2 separate regions of the Homo sapiens genome follow, and region 2 is linked to region 1. A link is a contact called in ENCODE Hi-C or POLR2A ChIA-PET data. All regions are on one chromosome and are shown on one strand. Each heading gives the region's core, a stretch centred on a gene start or an enhancer-like site at or near the end of the contact. The rest is flanking DNA. Distances are from core to core; before and after follow the strand shown. Region 1 overlaps PPARGC1B (PPARG coactivator 1 beta). Region 2 overlaps CAMK2A (calcium/calmodulin dependent protein kinase II alpha).

The links. Hi-C counts contacts between places; a loop is a spot of excess contacts on that map. ChIA-PET counts read pairs that join two places held with the same protein, here RNA polymerase II (POLR2A). Pooled maps may share reads with other maps.
Region 2: a loop to region 1 is called in a map of mammary epithelial cell, with 6 times the contacts of the local background. The contact joins two enhancer-like sites. A Hi-C loop is called at or near these places in 3 of 168 maps with a recorded cell type or tissue (chondrocyte, heart left ventricle and mammary epithelial cell), 1 of 37 single-sample maps with no recorded cell type and 10 of 50 pooled maps. POLR2A ChIA-PET finds 5 or more read pairs at or near these places in 1 of 52 experiments (GM12878).

The regions. Positions count from the first base shown.
Region 1 is chr5:149,849,895-149,857,632 of GRCh38, forward strand. It overlaps PPARGC1B (PPARG coactivator 1 beta), which reads left to right. Exons shown (of 12, transcript NM_133263.4): 12 at 1-5,128. Among named protein-coding and RNA genes, the nearest start is that of PDE6A, 91 kb to the right of the region's middle. Within about 2 kb of position 3,302, at least 4 of the 41 ENCODE cell types and tissues checked have a DNase peak (open chromatin) inside an H3K27ac peak, as active enhancers do.
Region 2 is chr5:150,212,551-150,220,288 of GRCh38, forward strand. It overlaps CAMK2A (calcium/calmodulin dependent protein kinase II alpha), which reads right to left. Exons shown (of 19, transcript NM_015981.4): 19 at 6,941-7,738. Among named protein-coding and RNA genes, the nearest start is that of SLC6A7, 26 kb to the left of the region's middle. Within about 2 kb of position 4,686, at least 2 of the 41 ENCODE cell types and tissues checked have a DNase peak (open chromatin) inside an H3K27ac peak, as active enhancers do.

The DNA of each region.
Region 1 (7,738 bases), core at 2,052-4,551:
TGATCATTCGGATTTCCTCTTTAGCTATTCACTGCCTAGCACATAGTAGGCACACAATAAATGATTATGGAATGGGATAAAATTTAGATCTTTCTGCTGCCTCCACTAAGTTAAGTCCTGATTTACATCAAGGAGAGAACTGAGATAGGAAAGAACACTAGATTCCAAGTCTGGAGAGTTGGGGGAGTCCAGATTCTACCAAGAATTTCCTTTGTAACTTTGGTAAGTCCCTTTTACTCCCTGGCACCCCGGTGTGCTGAAAGGAGTTGGTCCATATATGATCTCTTAGCCCCTCCTATTTGCTTCTTCCTTGATTGCTCTTGGTCAAAGGGTCAGCCTTGGGCTGGTGATACTTTAGAGTAAAGAAATGGAGAGTTTTAGCAAAGGACCAGTCTGTCCCTCCCTGCTTTGGGGTCAGCTAAAGCTGTCCTTTCATGTCAGATTAACCTAGGACACTTGTAGTTAGCTTAGACGTTGGCCCTTGAGCAGAGACCTGAGCGTGGCATTGGGACATGACATACCTAAAGTCAGGGCTAGGGGACGCTGCCTGCCAAGGGCATCGAGTAGTCTCTACTTGCTATCCCGTACATAAAATGCTACAAGTTCTAAAATTTACCGACCCTGCAGACAACCTCTATCCCGAAGGACTCATTCGGTGCTGTGTATTATTTAGGGCAACTCCAAGGTCTATTCAGAAAAACGAGTGAACCTTGGTCTCTTTCCCACCAAATTGAGGAGTAACCCAGAGGGAGCAGCTGCCATTGGCAACCATCTCGTTGTAGCTCTGTCCTAGTGTTTGCTCTTGATGATGTTTACATGTGATCGCCATAAAGCTTGCTGTAGACTGTGTCGATAGCCGCCCGCACAGGGCAGGTCGTACTGTCCGTTTCTGTGCCGTGCTGGTGTTTTCCAAAAATGTCTGATCCAACCACTAAGTGGAATTCTTCCATCTCCTTCCTCAGTCTGTACAAGGCTGAATCAGAATCCCCATTCTCGGGGGCTCTGGTTACCGAAGGAAAATGCATCAAAGAGTTAAAGAATATGAGTGGATGGAGTGCAGCTAAGGCCCCCACCCCCTGCTCCGTCACAACTTGCCCCCTCAACCAAAAAGCTGCTTTGAGTCAAAAAGCACCCATAAGATACCTGCATCTGCCTTGAAATCTTGCAGCATGGAGTGTCATATGTACTCAGGAGAGAGGCAGGGCTTTGCGGGCAGGAGAAGGAAGGGAGGAATGCTCTGAGCTGCAAAGACCCAGTACTCAAGTTCTGACGTGGGAGGAGATGCAGTGAGACGTCTCTTGTTGCCTAAAGCCTGTTCCTGTTGGTTTTCTTAGAGTGATTTCTCCTAGACATGTGCAGTAGGCCCACTGGGGCTGCTGTGCAGTGGTGAGTAAAAGGGCAGGGAAGGCATGGACAGCCTGGTCCTTCTGCATGGACAGCTCAGTCCATGGCCCATCCCAGGTATAGAGTTCAGTTAATCCCATTTGAGCCTGCAGCTTAAGAGATGGCTCATCCTAACTGTGAAGCAAAATCAGCCCCAGAGGATGTATTGATCTGACTCACTGATGTCAAAATTGCAGTATTTTTTTAGCATTTGAGATTTAGCAGCTGCCTTCAGTTTGGGGTTACCCACATCCCAGCATCAGATATGATTAAGGAAAGAAATTGGATGTACAACAGCAAAGAAAGTGAATGTCATGGTTTCCCTGGCCAAAGAAGAGGGACCCTGTCATCCTTACCAATGGGGAAGAAGAAAACTAGTGCATGTGCAATATGTCAAAGTTAGTCCCCTAGTCCCTGAGGGGTTTTTACACACAGATGGGCTCCAGGTCTGCTCGTCAAGTTTGGAGGTACCGGGTAAATGGAGGGGAGCTGCAGAGTTGGAAACCCACATGCATGGATGTGTCCTTGGCCCAGAACCACCATGGGATGGGGGAGGCCCTGAGCCGGCTACAAGACACCCAGGAAGTAGGCAAAGGCTGACTTTGCATTAAACAATAAAAGCACTTTGAGAAAACCCCAACACTTCAGCCTGGGTCCGTGTTTCTACACTGGAAAATACGAGTCTCCTTTGGCTGTGTGAAGTGATCTTCTAGAGACTGGGACAGGGAGTTTGGGAATGGGGCTGCTGTCAGGTAGGAGAGAGCAGAGATGCCTTTGGAGATGTCAGCAGCAGGAGAGCCAGTGCTGGGGCCAACCCTTTGCTGGCCTTTTGTTGGAAGCCCTTGAAACAGGGAGCCATGGGTTTAGATCTTGGTACCTACCTTTACAGAAAGATGAAAACAGCCCAGCTGAGTGAAATGAGTTTGTAGAGTAAGTCACTTAACTGTAAGCCATCTCAGAATCAGAAACCCTAATGTTTCTTACTTGCTATGTGACCTTGGGCCCCTGTTTCCTCATCTACCAAATGAGAATGTTGAATATGAGCATTAAAGTCCCTTTCACCTCTGAGAGGCTCAGATCCCCAACCAGGAGCATTGGGAATCCATCACTCCTCCTTGAAACTGATTCCATTCTCTGACTTGACCCAGCTCCTGTTCAGGGTGAGGGTTCTCTGCAAGAACCAACCAGCAGTAGGTTCAATCCCACTGTGTCCTGGCTGAGTTGCCTTATCCAAGAAGACCAGCTCCCCGGGACAGATCTAAGCCATAGTTTCTAGTGGGGACAGTAAGGAATTAAACCCCCAACTTGGCTAGGTAACGATGTCAAATCTCACATTAACCTTGTCTTTGTCCCCACTGGATAGCTGTTAATCCGAATGTTGTGACCATTTGGCTGTTTCTCTCTTGTTCTCAGACAATACTAGCAATACACTTTTTTTTTTTTTTTTTAAAGAAAAACAGCTTAGGAGCTTTTCACACATTTCTTTCAAATGATTGTAAAACATATGGGGCAACAGGAGGCATTGATCGCGCTGCATATGTTTAGGGCAGCTTTTGTTTTTTGTTTCTTTAATGGTATAGCAGCAGTGACTGAGCCTTCGTGATTCCTGGGGACAGCTTTTCAGATACTCTGTTTCATCAGTATGCTTTGCACATCCGGAAGGAGTACAAAAATCCAACTGCCCAAATTTGGGGCTTGGAAAATAGGTTTTATAGGTGGTCGGTCCCTGGGCTGTGCAACAACTCCTCAAAGAGGGGTTTATATAACTAGAACCCCCCTGGGCTGTATTTTTGGTCAAAGGAGTCTCCAAGGCGGCTTACAAAAGCTTCCTTTTTCACTTGACCACCCTTGCTCATTGGTTACTTGTGAAGGGAATTGGTCAGTTTCCACCTCAGCACTTTGCCTTATCAACATGCGGTCGCCATCTAGTGGCCAAAGGTTGTCTCCACCAGCTACCCAGATGGAAGGCAAATAAATCCTTTCGGCCACCCTGCTGTCCATCGTGAACTTTGGGAATGAAATATAATGGCCTGAACGAACTGCCTTTGTGTTCAGAGATCAGTGCAACACTAGGGTCAGAAGACTCCAGAAGCAGCCACTTAGTAGACTCTCACGCAGAACTGAGAAATGCACTAGCTGTCCTGTGGGCAGAAGAGACAGGAGTGGACCAGGAGAGGTCCAGGTGCCCGGGAAGGGTTTACTGTAACTGCAATACTGGCAGCCCAGCTGCTGACCTTGTTAAGTAAACCTTTGCTGGGTGGTCCGAATTCTGCCCTCAAGGCAAGATAAGAAGTTGGGTGTAAGGATTTTGTGGGGGGCCTGGCCATGATCTTTGATATGATCCCCGAATAGCCAAATAGTTTTTTTTGTTCAATTTTTTGTTTCTGTATTTTGTATTTTTAAAATCTTGTCAAATGTTTTTGTGTTAGGAATAAAAAGTCATAAACTATTCCCAACTTTGTTTCTTGAGGGATGTTCTGATTCCAATGGAAACAGGTGGGAAATCTCAAGGGGAGCGTGGACAAGGTGGTATGTGCAGCAGGGGAATAGACTGCTTGGATTTCCAAATGGTTTCTGGGGAAGATGACCATCCAGAAGTCCAGCTTAGTGCAGTCTGCTCTGGAATTCACACCCACCCCCTCGCCTCCTTGTGCCATGTTGTTAGCATTGGCTTGGAGCATCTGCTTCTTCCAGAGGCAGCTGCTAATGTTGAAACCAACACGAGCCCTCTCCCCAACCCCAGGTTTCTAAAGAAGGTGTCTGTAGCCAGCCTTAATCAACTGGGCAAGGTGGTCCCTATGGTCCTTTCCAGCATTTCCAAATCTTGGACTCAAATTATTTTCTCTTGGTGTGACCACACAGCCTAGAGAATTCTGAGCAATAGGAGCCAGGGCTTTCCCTGACTCTGCGACAGGGTCAAACCAAGGAATGGCTAAACCTGTGAGGTTTTGTCATCCCCGGGGGTACTACTGTAGGGGGCATTATTTATTAGGAAGCTTAACAAGGTAACTACGGCCTGAGTGCGTGAGTGTAAGGCTGTGTTTGTGGTGGGGGTGTGTGTGTGTGTATCTGTGCACACATACACACGTCTGTGCCTGTGTGTGTGTGTTTGTGTGTGTGTGTGTGTGTGGAATTACATTGATGCATTTATTGAGAAAGGTGCAAGAATTTCACCTACACAGAGGGACACATCTGCTTTGTTATTTATAATAGAAAGCTAAATTTTAATTTTTTAAAGGACACTGCTAATGATTGAGAATCAAGTTTTTAGTTTTGCTATTTTTTTTAATTGGTAGAGGATTTTTATATATTTTTTCCATTTTGTTGGGTTGTGTCCTTATTTATATAAATACTTTATCCGTAAGAGGCAAGGAGGAAACCTTCTTTGCTTTTACATATTGTGGTTGTCATCGTCCCTATTTTATTTCTGGTGTGATTTCTCTGTCTTACCTTCTAAATGAGAAAATGTTTTCTTGTATTTGTACATTGTCAGATTCTATAGTTTCCTAGATAATTTAACCAAATTGCTCTATGTATTATTATTCTGTGAGTATAAAGTTCTATTTTAATGTCTGTAAATACTTCAGAACTGGCTTCTTTTCTCAAACTCCCACTGTGGGGTTATTGTTTACATCACAGAAACTGTAGAATCTCTATGCTCATGTACTGTAAATAGTGAAGTGATCTGCTTATAAATAAACTTAACAAATACACTATGGAGATTAAAAACAAAATACCACCCACAGCTTTGCCCATGTGTGTTTTTCCTTGTTGGTCCTGGGAGCTCATTGAGGGACACTCTGACCACTAAATGGGGAAGAGATTTCAGTTTTCAGCGTCACCTTCTCAGATAAGACCCCGGATGATGTCTGCTCCTCACCTCACCACACTTCTCCCTCCTTCAGAGCACTTTTCACAGTTCATAATATCCATTCGTGCCAGGCACAGGGGCTGAGGTGGGGGATCACTTGAGCCCAGGAGTTCAAGGCCAGCCTGGGCAACATAGTGAGACCCCCATCTCTGAAAAAGTAAAGTAAATAAAATATAATAAATAAATAAAATAACCATTCAGACTCATCTCACATAACAGCTGTTCCATGAACGACTTTTTGCCCTGACTTTTATAAAGCTATACCACTTTCTGAACAAAGACTTCCTTGTTTTGGTATATCAACTTTCACATAAGCACATTGAATAAATGCACTGTAGGAGGTATTTTGGCATTGTGGTTCCAGGCAAAACACTCATCAATTTGTAATTACAAAATGGTTTCTGGTCAGAGGATCTCATAGAGAGCAGGCCTGCATTGTGTGCGGTAATTGAATGAGCTCAGAACATTTTCCTTTGTGTACTTCCAGCAAGTAGGGTGAGGAAGTGGCATCTTCCAAGACTCTCAGTTGCGTGCCTGTGTGTTATTTCCTCACGTCTCAAAGGGGTTAGCCTGTATTTTGCCCTAAAGCTGTTTTTTGTGCTTTAACTTTATTTTTAAATGCCAGACACCCATAAGCCCCAAAGGGTTGAAACACTGGCAAAGAGAATTATATATAAACAAGAACAGGCTGGGCGCGGTGGCTCGCATCTGTAATCCCAGCACTTTGGGAGGCTGAGGCGGGCGGATCACCTGAGGTTAGGAGTTCGAGACTAGCCTGGCCAACGTGGTGAAACCCCATCTCTACTAACAATACAAAAATTAGCCCGGCGTGGTGAGGGGCGCCTGTAATCCCAGCTACTCGGGAGGCTGAGGCAGGAGAATCGCTTGAACCCGGGAGGCGGAGGTTGCAGTGAGCCAAGGTCGTGGCAACAGAGCCTGGGCAACAGAGCAAGACTCCATCTCAAAATAAATAAATAAAATAAGAACAGGTGCAATGAATGATTACATTTTATGTTATGTGCAAACTATTTTCAGGTTGCTATTTATTACATAAACTCATACAAACTCATACATATATTCTCCTTGTTCAGGTGATTTATTTTCCCCATCTGTAAAGATTGTTTGGATTTCTTTGATTGCAAGGGAACACATCATGATTTTTTCCCATTAAAATTAATAGGAACGTTTCCACTTAGGGGCAGAGTTCTCTGGTGTGATGAGAATATGTGTGTGATTGAGGGCTCAGTACCTGTTGCCCATCTGTTGTAAGCTTCAGGAGAACAGGCCTGCCTTTCCGTTCACTGCAGGGCACTGGCCCCATCAGTCAGGAATTCCTGAGTAGATCCTACCCGTAGTGCAAGGAATAGGATGGCAGATGCAGAGCCTCAAGACCTGCCTTTGGGACCCATCTCTGCCACTTCTGTATTGTGTGAATTGGGCAGACCACCTCCTTGGTCCCTGGTTTTCCCAAATATGAAACAATTTGCTTAGCTGAACTCAAAGGTCCTTTATGTTCTTATGTTCTTTAAAAACAACAATAAAACCTGATTTGCAGAAGCAGTATGGTACAAGGAAAATGCTTACAAGCTGGGGTTCTGGGGTTCTGGTGTCAAGCTGCTTGGCTTTTTTTTTTTTTTTTTGTGATGGAGTCTCGCTCTTGTTGCCCAGCTGGAGTGCAATGGTGCAATCTCGGCTCACTGGAACCTCTGCCTCCTGGATTCAAATGATTCTCCTGCCTCAGCCTCCCAAGTAGCTGGGATTACAGGCACCCGCCACCACACCCAGCTAATTTTTGTATTTTTAGTAGAGACAGGGTTTCCACCATGTTCGCCAGACTGGTCTCAAACTCCTGACCTTAGTTGATCCATCCACCTCGGCCTCCCAAAGTGCTGGGATTACAGGCATTGAGCCACCACGCCTGGCCTAAGCTGCTTGGCTTTGAAACTTGGCTCTACCGCTTATCAGCTAGGTGTCCTCGGGCAGGTTTTCTAACCTCTCTAAGTCTGCTCCTCACCATGTGATAAATGGAGCTAGTAACAGTTTCTCCCTTGGAGTATTGTTGTTAGGATGAAATTAGATCGTGCACAGTACCTAGGACATGGTAAGTACTTAATCAGCATCAGCTGTGATCCTCATTCAGCTCAGTCTCATTTGGTGCTAACCATAGTCCTCTGAGAGAGGCACTGCAAGGATCTTGACCTTTTTTTGACAGATTGGGAAGGCTGGGAAGTGGAGCAGAAGGAACCTGCCGAAGGGACTCAGAAACATGGCAGCAGAGTCAGGACCAGCAACATCAATGCCCGTGTGTTCCTGAGTGACACTTATTTCTCCTTGCTACTCTGCCATGTAACCACCAAACGTGATGTTCTTAGGACAGGCCTCTGCTTAAAGACCACTGCTATCAGGGTGTGCATTGCAGCAGGGCAGAACATCTAGTTTGGGAGTTTAAAGATGCAAGTTCCAGACCCAGTTCTCTATTGACAT
Region 2 (7,738 bases), core at 3,436-5,935, 360 kb after region 1:
AGAGAAGAAAGCACGCCTATCTTAAGAGGGAGGCCACCTCTCAGAAGTGTGGGCCCAGGCTGCCAGATCTCCGGGCTTTTTAAGGGCAGCTGGAAATCTGGATTTTTATGAGAAATTTCCCAATGTGCAATGTGGATGACTGATTTAAAAGTTGTAAGCATGAGCCCGGGCGGGGTGGCTCACGCTTGTAATCCCAGCACTTTGGGAGGCCAAGGCGGGCAGATCACGAGGTCAGGAGATCGAGACCATCCTGGCTAACACGGTGAAACCCCATCTACTAAAAATACAAAAAATTAGCTGGGCACGGTGGCTCGTGCCTGTAGTCCCAGCTACTCTGGAGGCTGAGGCAGGAGAATCGCTTGAACCCAGGAGGCAGAGGTTGCAGTGAGCCGAGATCATGCCACTGCACTCCAGCCTGGGGGACAGAGAGAGACTCCATCTCAAAAAAAAAAAAAAAAGTTGTAAGCCCAGCTCAGTTAGGGCCTCCTGTCAGCCTCTCTGCAGGCTGACTGTTCTGCAGTCTCAAGGGATGAGCAGCCTAGAGGGTTTACCCAGGTCCCATGGGGAGAATGTTCTGGAGCTGAGGCCGGACCCCAGGGCTCTCCACCCTCACTCAGTCCTCTAATGTCCGGTCTCATCTGACCTGTGTGTCCATGGACCCCTGAACTTGGGAGGCTGGTGTGGAGCCTTGGGAGGCATCGTACGTGCCTGGCTGGAGTGTGGGGTAGGCTGCCCCGGGGCCCTTCATTCCTGTTCTGGGGCTTGTTAGAGGGTGCCCTTGGGCACCAGGAAATGCTGAGATGAGAAGCCTGGCTATACACAGCCACTGCCAACGTGTGGTCTCTGTGGCGGGGAAGGAGGGAAGGCAGTGGAGGGGCAGGGGCTCCTACCCACACCATTAGGTCAGCCATATTCCCGAGGCCAAGTGAGGGTCAACAGGCTCCAGGGGTCACACTGGTTACCTGAGTGTTTGGTCTTCAGTGGGCCCTGAGCCCTGTGTTCCTGTCCATCACCCCAGCCCAGCTTATGCTCCTGAGCAGGTCCCGGCTGTCCTGCCTTCCAACCTTGGCTTAGGCAGGGCCTTCCGCCTTGATCCAGTGTCTTCCCGCCCACCCGTTGGGATCCTAGCCATCCTTTAAGTCCCTCCTAAATATACCCTCCCCTGTAAGCCTTCCTCAATTCCCTAACCAGATGTGGACGCCTAGAATCTTCAGGGGGTCTGACTCAGCCCGACATCTGGTGAGTCCTGACAGCCCAGCCCTGCCTGCCCAGGGCACTCACATCCTTTTGAGACAGTGCATTTTGTTTCCACATAGTGAAGACTCTCCTTGGACCCCAGAGTGCTTTGGGGCCACAGCAGGGCATGGTGCAGAGGCCTCAGGCTGCTCAGCCACACTGATCTGGATTTATTTCCTCCCTGGCTGTGTGGTCTTGGGGAAGTCACTTAACCTCTCTAAGCTCTCATTCTTTTACCTGTAAAATGTGGGCAATGACAGCTCCTACCACGTAGCAGCATCACCCATTGGCTTGGTGGGCATGTGATACACATTTATTGATTGGAGGAACACACTTGTGTCTACCATCTCTGTCCCACTACCAACTCCTCCAGGACAGAGACTGGACTCTCCTCATCTCTCAGTCGCCCCAGTGACTCCACAAGGCTGGTTCACAGCTTTGCACCATGAAGCATCAAACTGAACACAGTTCTTGGGTGGCTCTAGGGATATCCAGCAAAGAGTTAAGACAGTTGCAGGCCCCTCAGAATCCCACGTGACCCTTAGTTGCTGAGCCCCAGGGTCTGCGGTAGACAGGCTCCTCCAGACTCATTTTTTGCTGGTGGCTCATGGAAAGTTTGGTTCTTTGAGCTCCAGCCCACTCCCTCTGGGGCCTGAGTCCTCGCTGAAGCTGGTCCTGCCCTGGAAGGGCATCCAGGGCTGGCTGCCCGTCTGCGGATCCTTGGCCAACAGTCCCCCCTGCTCTGTCTCCGCCTGACTTCCTGCTGCCTTGGCCTTCTCCCCCAGGACAGAGCAGCAGCCCGCCCCCTCTGGCCACAGGGAGGCCTTTTCTCAGCACCCCCATTCAGAATCACTTTTTGTTTTGGGAAAGAAAGCCTTTTCCTGCTCAAGTCCATAGGCTCTGTGAGCAGCAACCCTAGAAAATTGCAGCCAGGGAGCCAGGTTCAGTGGCTGGTGCCTGTAATCCCAGCTGCTCAGGAGGCAGAGGCCATAGGACCGCTTGAGGCCAAGAGTTCGAGACTAGCTTGGGCGATGTACCAAGACCTCATCTCTACATTTTTTAGAAGCCAGGCTTAGTGGTTTGTGCCTGTAGTCTCAGCTACTCAGGAGGCTGAGGTGGGAGGATTGCTTTTGTTGTTGTTGTTTTGTGGAGTTTTTTTGAGACAGGTTCTCCTTCTATCAGCCAGGCCGGAGTGCAATGGCACAATCACAGCTCACTGCAGCCTTGACCTCCCAGGCTCAAGCGATCCTCCCACCTCAGCCTCCCTACTAGCTAGGATCACAGGTGTACACCACCACGCCAGCAATTTTTTTTTTTTTTTTCTGTAGAGACAGGGTCTCACTTTGTTGTCCAGGCTGGTCTGGAACTCCTGGGCTCAAGCAATCTTCCTGTCTCAGCCTCCAAAGTGTTAGGATTACAGGTTTAAGCCACCTTACCCAGCTGGGAGGATCTCTTGAGTGACAGGCTAAGAACCTTCTCTAAAAAGAAAAGAAAACTGTGGGCAGTAGGAGCCAAGGAGGCTTTAGGCATCTGCTGGTCAGAGTGGAACCCTGGCTCCATGGCCCCTCTGAATCTGCTGCTTCACCTCTCTGAACCCCGGTGTTCTCAGATGTGAAAGGGGAGAATAGCTTTCCCTTGGCAGGGGATTAAATGAGATAAATTAGATGCTCAATACATATTTTTAAAATGTGATCAAAGTGCTTAGCACAAAATGTGGCATGCAGGAACCCTCTAGATGGGATGCATCTCATTAGCCAGCTCTCCCTTGTACAGATAAGGAAACTGAGGCTCAGCTCCCACCTCCAACCAGCCTGGGGAGAAAGAGGCTGGGAGTTGGTGTGCCTGGAGCCAGGGACAGGCTAAACTGGAGGCCCAGGCTTGCCAGCACCATCTGTGTGCCCTGAGGACCCAGCCTCAGTGTCCCCATCTATAAAACAAGTGGGTTGAACAAGGACAGAGGGCTCTGCAGAGGTGCCTTGGTGGAGGGAGGTGAGGAAAAGGGAGCTCTCTGCTCCCACCCACTCCATGCAGCCTTCTGCTGGGGACCATGCCACGGGAGCTAGGGAGGGGAGCAGCACCCCTCTTCGGAGATGGATTGGGATTGGCTCTGCCTAGTAGGAAGGAAGTCTCAGTTCTCTTGCAGAATGAGTTTAAGGATTCAGAGCCCTGAAGGTTTTTCCAGTGAGCCAAATGCCCTGCCCAATCACTAGGAGTAGGGGGATACAGGGTGAGCGTGGGCACAGCAATAAAATCATCACAGTCCCAAGCCTGGCTTGACCTTGATTCTGCTGATCCGAGGTCAGGGTCTCAGAGAGCTTTGGGGCTTAGGGTGGTAGGACTTAGAGGCAGGGGAGGGGCCTATGGTCAATATTGATCTAGCTGAGTCAGGGGAGGACAGGGAAGTGGGAAGCCTGGGGTGGGGCTCCCTGATAACTGCATCTTCAGGCTGCCATTGTGACTGTGGAAACGGGGTGGGGACAATGCGGGGAGGGGGAAGGGATGCTCCATGCAAATTCCCAAACCTGGGCTTTTACTAAAACTACAGCTGCCTGGACCCCTGCCCAGAAGAATGGCTCTTATTCTGTGAGGGTGGGGCCCAAAACATCTGTGTGTTTAGCAAACTCCCTGGTGAATCTGCAGCAGCCAGCTCAGTTCTCACATATGGGGCCCACAGGTTCAGTGTCATTGTAATATGAGGAAACGAAGGCCCAGAGAGGGGATGTGACTCCTCCAAGGTCACTTTGGGAGAGGATGCTGACAGTCCTCCCTTTTCTCCTGGAAGGAAGGAGTCATCCCCCTCCAGCTCCCTCCACCTCCAGTTGAGGCCCTGGGTCTGGGAAGGAATGGCTGGGCCAGGGCGTCCTGAGGGAAGTGGCCTCTGAGACTTTGGTGGCCCTGGGTGGAGAAGGGAGGGCAGGGCTGGTCCCAGGAGGAAGGACAAGGAGAGGGCATTTCCACGGGACTGGACCTGCCCCACCCTGCCCTATGCACACCCCCCAGCACCTGCCAGGGGATGTTTCCTGAAAGATTTAGCACAACCCATGCCCTGAGAAGGCACCACATCATGGCAGATTCGGGGCTCACTCAGCCCTTAGACACCTCCGGCCCCCATGGCCTCCTCCCAAGCCTGTTCTGCTCACCCTGCCGCCACAGTTCTGGGCTCCCAGCCTTTGCTCTGGCCTCCACACTCTCCCTGCCTCCATCCCATCAAGCACCCCACGAAGTTTTATCCAGCCCAGTCACCATCTCTCCTTCTCCTTCCTCTGGGCTCCTGCACACTTTGCACCTCCAGATCCAGCCCCCATCCCAGCCTTCCTTGAGTTCTTGCTCTTTGCATGTCTCTCACTGTCTGGAATGGCATCAGAGATTCTTGGGGGACAGAAGTCATGAGACAGGTCTAGCTTATCACTGAGCCCTCCTTGGAGCCCAGCCCAGCCACAGCATGCCCCAGGGAAGCAGGTGTGGGAAGCAGGTGTGGGAAGCAGGTGTTCACAGCAGCTGAGAGCCTCAATCTCACCTCCCTCCCTCGTGCCCTGGGCCATCTTGGGTGGGTTCCTTTCCTCTGGGCACCTTCTTATTAACGGAATAAAGAGAATAGTAGTGCCCTCAGTGGAGGGGTATGCTGAAGATTGAGAGAGCACCTATAAAAGAGGTGGGGCGTGCCTGGCACTCAGTCAGTTCCCACTGTTAACCGTTGTTATTTCTGGGTGGGTGGAATACTCATGCCCACACAGCCTCCACTCCTCCTTCATTCCAGGGGCACATCTGCTAGGGGTCTTCTCTATGCAAGAATGACAGTATCTGCCACGTACATCCGGAGCACGGACAAGATGCTGTCCTGCCTTCAAGGAGCACACAGTTCTGCAGAAACTTGCTTAGGTGACTTCAAACCAGAGATCTGTGGTGAGGAAGGTGGAGCAGATTGTGGAAGCCCATGGAGGGACCTAGCCCAGGGACGGGGGAGGCTGGGGAGGGTGAGGGAACTTCCCAGAGAAGATGCTGGAGCCATGTCCTGAAGGGTGAGAAGGTGTCACAGTGCGCTCAGTGGGAAAATGCAAGGGAAATGGCCCTCTGCAGTGCCCTTTGGAGTATGGAGACTGTGGGTGTAGACAACCGAGAGAGAAGACAGTAGCTGGAAGGGGACAGAGTGTCAAAAGGGGAGGAGGTCCTAAGAATCCCAGTCACTCCTCGCTGGCTGTCCAGAGACCAGGGACAGGGCAGCACCGACCAGGGCAGGGGAGGCCCCTGGAGGGAACAGAGCACTGTGCTCTGAGTTAGAAGGCTGGGGTGAGCACTGGTCAGAGTCTTGCAAGAAGTCTCTTTGCCTTTGAGTCTCATCATTTTCATCTTCAAAATAGGACTGTTGTAACTAGGACAAGAGGTGTTGTGAAAGCACTTTGTGAACTGTAGAGCATCATTCTCCTGTGAGATAATAATAGTGTTTTAAGTGGAGTCGGTACTTTTTGAGAGTTAAAGGATATCTCACAGGGCATGGTAGACGTACTAGGGCCAAGGACTGCCTGAAACCTGCTCCTGTGCTGCCACCTGCTGGTGAAGGGACACAATGACCACCCAAGCCCTCAAAGCTTTCTGCAGGGGCCAGGCAGGAGCCACTGGGGCAAGTGAAGGCAGGGCTGGGAGGACGCCTGCCACTAAACCCTTGAGGACATCGGTGATGTCCGCAATAATAAAAAACTCTTCATTTTTTACTATTGGCATCTAATTCAAATTTAAAACATCATCCGCAAAGGTGGCAAATGGAAGCCCCCAAGCCTCTCTTGCTTTTCTCAGCCTTGGCCTGTGTTCTTACTGTGAAGGTCCTCCCCTGTGTGCAAGGGGCACACTCCCTATAGACACTGCCCCTGGCCATTCCACACACCAGCAGTGAGGATAGACCCGGAAGGCAGCTGGTGCAGGGATTCTGGAGTGCCAGGCACCCGGAGTATGGTCTAGAGGGAACTGTGGGCTCCGATGGGCACCTTTCCTTGGCCCCGTGGCATCCAGGCCTCTGGGCAATGGATGGGTGACCAGCTTGTCTGGTTGGCCTGGTGCTGTCCTGTTTTGAGCACTGAAAATCTCACACAGGTATCTGGGAAGGTTGGCCACTCTACCGTGGCCTGAAGGTGGCCAAAGCCTCTGCATCACCACTTTGGCTCTGCCCTGCCAGAAGCCAGCAGCTCGGGCTCCAAGGACCAAAGTGTCCCAGGCACTAGGTCCAGACATATGTTTATGGGTAAAGAGACCCTTCCTCCCCTTCCCCATTCTTTAAAGCACTCTCTGGCATGGTGAGTCCTGAGCACTCATCTGTGAGGCTGGGCTGAGGGAAGAGAATGGGTGGGGGACTTGTGGAATAACCTCCACATTGTACAGGGAAACTGAGGCCCAGAGGAGAAGAACCTTGCCCCAGGGCCCAAGAGAGGCTTTAGCTCTTGGCTGCTCAGGCAACCCATAGCCACCCCTTTGCTCTTGTTGAGGGTACCCCCATGTGCCTGGGAGAAAGCTGACCCCATCCCTGGCTCTACAGGTGGGGCATGTGGTCCAGGCATAATCCCACAGTGACTGGCTCAGCCTTGAGCATGTGACCACAGTTGGTCCAATCAGAATGAAGACCAGGACTTTTATTTTGCCATGGGGCAGATCTGGAACTGGAAACTAACAAAAACCTCCCAGCTCAGGGGCTTGACCAAGACAGGGACACACAGAGTGCACAGAAGTTTGTAGCTATTTATTGCACTGAAAACACCAAGAATAAAACAAACGCCCCTTCTTCCCATCCCACCCGCCCCCCCCAATAGCAGAAAGTTTGAGCAGTGTTCATTCAAGTTCACAGCCACATATTTTTAAAAAAGAAAAGAAAAAAAAAAAGAACTAAAACAAAACCCCAAACAAATAGTAACAAAGAAACCAGCACGGGGAGTCTGGCAAACTCATCCCCCAAAAGGGTCTCCCTTTGAAGGGAGACAGGAGGCCTTGGGTCAGGATTCGCACCATGGTGGGCACAAACCCAGGAGAACACTTTCCTGTAAACGTGTTTTCATGCTGGAGCCAAGGTTTTGACTTGGGTTTGGATTTTTATTTATTTATTTATTATTATTATTATTATTATTTTGCATCTAAAGGATGTTTTGGAGGAGCACAGAGTTTGTCTGGTGAGGGTAGGCTCTGGGCAGATTTTTCTGTGAGTCTCCCCTGCCTGCCACATCAGGATCATCCCTGGTGCCCTGTGGTGGCACCAGGTGGCTGCCCACCCACAGGCGTGGCCTTCACAGTGGGGGCCATCTCAGCCTGGGGTAGCGATCTGCCTCCACTTCTCTGGCACTTGGAGAGTGACACAGTGGACAGGAGGTGTGTCAGCCAATGAAAGGCAGGACCTCAGGCTCCTCCAGCTCAGTTTCCTCTGGCAGGGAAACCAAGCTCCAAAGAGGGAAAGGAACTTGCCCAAGGTCACACAGCAAGTCTGGTCAGAGCTGGGAATTGAAGCCTACTCACCCCAAATCACTGC